2 separate regions of the Mus musculus genome follow, and region 2 is linked to region 1. A link is a loop called in an ENCODE intact Hi-C map of the cell type or tissue named here. Cell type or tissue: heart. All regions are shown on one strand. Links, peaks and the distances in the headings refer to the core of each region. The heading gives the core; the rest is flanking DNA.

Region 1 (3,320 bases), core at 527-3,026:
ACTTGTTAATGACGAGCGGGGGGGGGGGGGGGGAGGTAGGGGGGTGATGGATGGGGTGGAGGGGCAACACCTCACACAGAACTTACCCTCAGGTCTTAGTTTAGTAATCTAGAGTTTGCACTGTCACTGGCGGCCTTTCTGAGACCTCCAGGCTGAGCTACTCTTGACCTCTCTAGACTTGAGAATGCTGCCAAGGGCATCGTGGCCCTCTGTGTTTGTGAGTTGACTTTGTTTTTTTGGAAGCCTAGGGTTTGATGAAGGAGCTCCCTGGCTGCGGGGATCAGTGGCAGCCATCAGTGTCGCCTGCTTCTCTCTGCCCTCGTGTTGATATGAGTTGATTTCTGTGTGAGGAAACAGCTGAGGAGAACTGAGAAGTAAGACTAGGGATGGAAGGGCCGGGCTGTGCCCCTTGCACCATCTTCATGTGCACTACAGAGTGGGTGTCTGCCTGCTGGCTCCCTCTGGTCCCCAGATTTGGGCCCTGGGTGTACTGTGCATCCCCCATCTCCACGGTTACTTTTCTGACTGCAAGTCTCTGTGCTGATTTGGAGTGTCAGATATAGGCAGGCCAGGGACTTAGGACCTTTGGAGGTTCTTGGACTTAGACAATTCTCAGTGACGTGTGCAGGAATGCTGGGCTTGAATACCATGCACGGGTGAGTGGGGTTCATTTGGTGCCGTAGGTATCGAGCATCTGGGACCGAGATGACCATGTAGCTGCCGACTTGCACACTTCAGAGCATATCGTTGAACTCTGTGGTGTCACCATTTGCACAGCAGCTGCGGTATTCCGGTGACTCCTGCCCAGCCTGGTTCTTGTGAATAGCCCCTGTTCCTACCACACAAGGGTGTTTTTGAAAAAGACCATGAGGATGGACGCTGGTCAGGAAATCTGAGACTAGTCTCTGGATTTTCCCTGCTTGGTTTTGGGAAGTTGCCATATTTTGTGATAGCATTTAACAATCACAGGATTTTGTTTTGTTTTGTTTTGTTTTTTTTCCTTTTTAATATAACATTGTGTCTTAGACTTTTTTGAAATCTACCTCTGGATGAACAAACACTAGACATTGTCTTCTTCACTTAAAAAGCACCAAGAAGTTTAAGCTAAAAGACATTCTGCTTCTTTTGGGGGGAGGGTAGCAAGAAAATTATATATACTTATAATTTTTTCCAGTAAGGGTACTTAAAAGCTTCTATTTAAAATTATGGGGTTTAAAAACTTTAAGTTGTACTTAAAATACTTTTTTTTTTAAATATCTTTTAATAGAGAGGGCTTACTAAAAGAACAGGGAATTGTTGGCAGGCAGAATTTGTCTTGATAAGAGGACAGATAGAGGTAGTACGACAGATCAGCTAGAAGGCTGGCCCTTTGAGCCTTTGGATGGGAATTCTTCCTCTACCTGAGGCTTTAGCACACTGAGCCATGGGCTTGTAAGCCCCGCGTCTGTCTTTGTTAGTGCCATTTCTTCCCCAGATGGATGTCCATGCTGAGGAAATACACTGGGGCTTCTTGGAACCATACTGGCACCTACTGACCAGTGGATGTGCCAGGAGCAAAAGTGCTTACTGCGAGAGGAGAGCAGGCATGCATCCTCCCTCACTGCGAGAGGAGAGCAGGCATGCGTCCTCCCTCACTGTGAGAGGAGAGCAGGCATGCGTCCTTGCTCAAGTTTCCTGGACAGTTTCCTTTTGAGGAGTTTGTTTTTGCATTTGTTGGTTAGTTGCACATGATTTTGCTTTTGTCCAACTTCTTCAGTCAGTCTCCCCTCCTTGATACACATGGCTAAAGGTGCACAGGGGTTGGGTCGGAGGGAATATCATCATGCACACAAATTTTCCTTTATTTTAAAGACTTATTTTAGTTATATGTGCATGTGCCACGTGCACATGAGTGCAGGTACACACCGAAGTCAGAAGAGGGCACTGTGTGGGTGCTAGGAGGAGCTGTGTGGCCTCTCAGCCACTTGCCGTCTCCCCAGCCCCAGCTCATGCGTATTTTAAGACAGAAGAAACATTGAAAGGTGTTTTAGTTTTGCCGAGATCAGAAATGTACAATTCTACTTTCTCAGACTTTTATTCTTGTTAAAGGCTAAGATGTGTCTAACTGTGTTCCTCTGTTTATTTTACTTCTCCTGACAAACGTAAAATCTGTGTTAGAGTCTCATTTCAGTGTCTCCATGCTCAGTAAAATGGAAACCTTTGAACATTTTAATCACGGGAGCTGGTGGTTGAGTCTGACAGTAGGTTTTTGTCTTAGCTGTTTAGTTTGTTGAATGTCAGTGACTATGCACCTTCCGTGGTTCATACACATGGAGATGAGCCATCTCTGTTGTCAACACCACTGCCTTTCAAGAACTTTGCTAGACGTGAGGGTGAGAGTATGATACACCTGCCCAAGCCATAGTGGAAGCACGTGGAAGCAAATGATTCGGAATGCAAGTAGGAATTAGCAAGCTAGAGAGGGGTCGCATCGTTCAGTGCCGTCTAGAGGGACAGCATGCAGTGGTGCCATTAATAGACTGACATGTCCTGGTTCTTCTGTGGGTTTTCAAACCATATGTTGTATATAGTGTAATCTTTAACATGCAAGGGCTGAAACTTACCTAGTTGAACTCATTTGCTTCAGCTCACAATTGGGGTCTAGTTGTTTTTTCTATAATCCCGATAAGAGAAAAGCAGAGGAGGAGGAGAAGAAGGAGGGGGAGGAGGAGGAGGGGGAAGAAGAAGAAGGAGGAGAAGGAGAAGGAGAAGGAGAAGAAGGAGACCACCATCACCACCACCACCACCACCATTGTATAGTAAACTCTGGTGTTACATAGTACATTGATGAGTTCAGGTTTTAGAATCAAGGATTAATATTTCATAGAAATGAATTTCTGTATAAAATGAAAATCCTAGATGCTGGGCATGGTGACTCACCTGAGAGGCAGGCAAGAGCTTTGCCAGGAGTTCAAGGGCAGCCTGGATCACACAGTCAGTTTCCGGCCAGTCTGGGCCGGAGTGAAACCCTGTTGCTTCTGTTTTTCCCAAACCACAGCAGGTTTCATTTTTGGGAAAGCAGCTGGGACGGGGAGCCCTCTAGATGTCCTGTCTGCATCAGGAATCGGCATATTTTAGGTCAGAAATATTTTCTACTGGTGATCTCTGAAGAACGCAGAGATCCTTGACATATTAGGGGAGGCATAAAAATCCGTGTCTCCCTGGTTGCTTTTCTCCTTTCTTTTAACCAAGACTGATTTCAGGAGGGAGACAACTACTCCCACGTTGCTTCTGTTTAAATGTGAGCTTCTGTGCTTCTGTTTGTTTGTATTTTTTTTTCA
Region 2 (3,320 bases), core at 509-3,008, 190 kb after region 1:
GAGGCCTAGAAGTTCTCGAATGGACTTTGCCAAGGGGATGAATGAATGCAAGGAAGTGTGGGGAGAGGTGGAGCTTTTGGGGCATCGGTTGAAGGCTGTGTTTTTGCCGTGGCCTACCCTCCACGTGGCCTTGTATGATACTCTGCCCCTGACTCCACACTTGTCTCAGCTACCAGCTCTCTGTGTCTGATTTCTCAGGACCCAGGGAATTCAGCCACTGCCCCTGCACCCTGCAAGAATGCAGAGAACACTGGAAACTGTCCCCAGTCCCTGCTGCCTTACAGCCGTGTCTGTATGCTCCTTGGGGGCTGCCCTGACCTCTGGCTTCCTTTAAGAGCTTGACACTGACCCTGGCTATCTTCTGGAGAATGAGATAAGACTTCCCAACCTCTTCCCAGGACTTCACTAATCTCCTTGGGTCTCTCCCCAGGAGGAGACTAGAGCCAAAACATATAGCACGGGTCCTTCCATGGCTCTTTTCCAGACAGATCTTCCTCCCAGCTGTAGAAAACCTTTTTGTTTATTGCTGCATTCATGAGAACTGTGCTTAGGACAGATCCCATATATATATATTTGCACAAAAGCTTGTGGAAAAAAAAAGTCTAATCTTGCATTTAAAGTAGATGTGGAGAGCTTAGAAACTGATTTTTTTTCTTTCAACGGAGGCTGATGGCCAACATCATAGCTCTGTTGTCTGAGCAATGGCTCCTTGCCCTGGCCTGTGGGGCTCAATGAAGAGAAACAGAGAGACATTTAGACACAATGAAAACTGCACTGGCTAATATTTTTCAGAAATACTCCACCTTGTTATCATAACAATGGTGCTGGTTTCTCACAGCTACAATTCTAGCTGAGTCTGGTTCTGCATGTCTGGAATTTTGGCTACTCAGGAGAACAGTGCAGCATGACCTCAGAGCCCTGACCTGCCTGGGCGACACAGAGTTCAAGGCCAGTCTTGGAAGCTTAAACAGGCTCTGCTTCAGGTTTAAAAGAGAAAAGAAGAGAAAAGAAAAGAAAAGGAAAGGAAAAGGAAAAGAAAAGAAGCCTAGGGCTAGCCTGTAGATCTACAGCTCTGTGGCAGGACTTTCCCACCATGCACCAGACCAGTCCCCAGTATCACACAAGAAAGCTATAGTTCTAACCAGCTGTCATTTATTTAGCAATTATTTTGTGCTAGGCGGCGTGCTAACCACTGTGTTTGCATTAGGTATGCATTATCCCACCAGCTCTCCAGGCAACCCTGTGGGGAAAGTGTACATCAGTTCACTGTGCAGACAAGAAGTCAGAGTTGTACGAAGGTTAGGAGATTAGAAAGACCACTAAAGATAGAGAGCCTGGTGCGAGGACCTGTCTCTTGTCACCCCATGTGCAGCAATGAGGAGACTTGGCACCTGTGGCAGAGATGTGAAAAGACTCTAGGCTGCTGAGAACGCAGCGGCTCCTCAGAAGTCCCACTCCACTCCTGTCTCGTGGCCTTAACAGGTTTTCTTGTCCGTACCACGAGTGCCCATTCCCATCTGTCTGAGACAGTCTGGCTATTAAGTAGGACAGCCCGAATAAATATGAGTGGCTTGCAGGTTTTTGTTTTTTAAACATAGCTTGAGCATGACTAAGCCGGCTAGAGTCCCAACTCAGAGCCACACTGTCTAGACCATAGCTTCTCTTTTTCTTATTTGCTGTGGGAGTGTGAGGCGCAACAACTTCTTTCTGCCTCGTTTCCTCATCTGGGACGTGGTGGCAATATCAGGAACTATATAATGGGGGTGAGGGTGGGTTCTAGAGTATAAACTGCCCAGAGAAGGACCTGGTACCAAGGAATGCTGGGTAAACCCGAGGCACAACGGCGCATGGCCTCAGTTGGAAGCATTTCTAAGTGTTCCCACCAGGGGGCGCATGTCGGTAGCTGCAACAATGCAAGGCTAAGGTGAGAAAGAACGATGGAGAAAAGCAGAGGGGAGGAAAGAATCGAGGAGGAGCGCACAAAGGCACGGAGAAAAACAAAAGAGATAGGCGAATTGAAAATACGCCATGGGCTGAGGTCTTGGGTTGAATAAAAAAGAAAAAAATAAGTTGAATGTCAATATCTATCTGACTGTGGCTGCTGACCGGATACAACATGACCGCCACCGCTACCTCTTGCTCCTGCAGCGTTGCCCTTCCTGCTTTGAAGGATCGAATCCCGCCAAGCTACAAACCAAATAAACCCCTTTCTCCTCCAGCTGCATTTGTCAGGTATCTGGTCACAGCTGTGAGAAAAAGATGACCAATACGCGTTCCTTCCCATTTGTTAGCTCAGTGATTATCCTTCACTCACAGATCTGCTCACACACACAATAGAGCTAAATCTGTAAGAGCCTCGTGCTCCAGATCAGCTGGCACTGGTGCCTGGGAGATTGTAGCTAGAGAGGGCAAGAAGATGGAGCCAAGAAAGCACTTCAGTGCTAAGGAGCTGGCAGCAAGGCTCAGTTGGTAGAAGGTGTGCCTAGCTTGCATGAAAACCTGGCTTTGACCCTCCACTGTTTTGTAAAATCAAATGATGGCAATGCCTATACTCTCAGCACAAGGAGCCACAGGCAGGAGAGTCAGAGGTTCAAAGTCATCCTCAGCTACTTTGTGAGTTCAAGGCCAGTCTGGGCTGCATGAGACTTTGTTTCAAAGGAAAGAAAAGGGAGGGGGGAAAGAGAGAGATGGAGGGGGGAGTTGACAGGGAGGGAGGAAGAAAGAGAGAGAAGGGAGAAGAGAGAAGGGAGAGGGGAAAAGGGGAGAGGTAGATAGATAGAAAGAAAGGAAGAAAGGAAGAAAGAAAGAAAGAAAGAAAGAAAGAAAGGAAGGAAGGAAGGAAGGAAGAACACTAAGGAGCAGGGAACCTGTCTGAAATCAGTGTGAAAGCCCTGGAGATTTACAGGGAGCAAATGAAACAGAACAAAGAGTGCCACGCAGTCATCTGACTGGGAAAAGGTCAACACACTTAAACAGCTCTAGTCTGCCCACATCACCGTGGAAGACCTTTGCAGTGGTCTAGAGTGTAGGTGTGCAGCCACATTGTCACAGGGCTCGGATTGCTAGCCTGGTTGCCCCTTGGCCATCAGCCCCTCTTCACTTCTCCTCGTCTCTTCTTTATCAATTTCCAGTAAGAAACTGGAGCCTTCCTGAGTCACAGTCTCCTTTGCCACAAAGCCTTTCTCGTTCCTTTGGCCATGCTTGTCTTACAGATCCCCTATACTCAAACTTAGGGGCTTGCTGTTTCTGCACACATTCTGGTCCCCATGCCTCTGCCCAGCCCATTCCTTTTCTCTAAAAAGTCCTCTCTTCTCTCTATT

Evidence for each region. Peaks named below come from ENCODE experiments on the same cell type or tissue, not always from the same donor. Only the 100,000 strongest peaks of a DNase experiment are listed, where the experiment ranks them.
Region 2: it touches region 1 in a loop (2.1-fold over the local background); 1 of 42 quality-filtered maps calls a loop at or near these places.

Annotation. Positions count from the first base shown.
Region 1 is chr3:98,039,491-98,042,810 of GRCm38, forward strand. The region is part of intron 1 of Notch2 (notch 2); the gene reads left to right. Among named protein-coding and RNA genes, the nearest start is that of Gm40103, 15 kb to the left of the region's middle. In heart, for the core only: a CTCF peak has its summit at 1,539; DNase peaks (open chromatin) are centred at 735 and 3,012; H3K27ac peaks cover 230 bases.
Region 2 is chr3:98,225,547-98,228,866 of GRCm38, forward strand. The region is part of intron 2 of Reg4 (regenerating islet-derived family, member 4); the gene reads left to right. Among named protein-coding and RNA genes, the nearest start is that of Reg4, 5.1 kb to the left of the region's middle. In heart, for the core only: a CTCF peak has its summit at 1,886 (motif pointing right); a DNase peak (open chromatin) is centred at 1,855; H3K27me3 peaks cover 639 bases.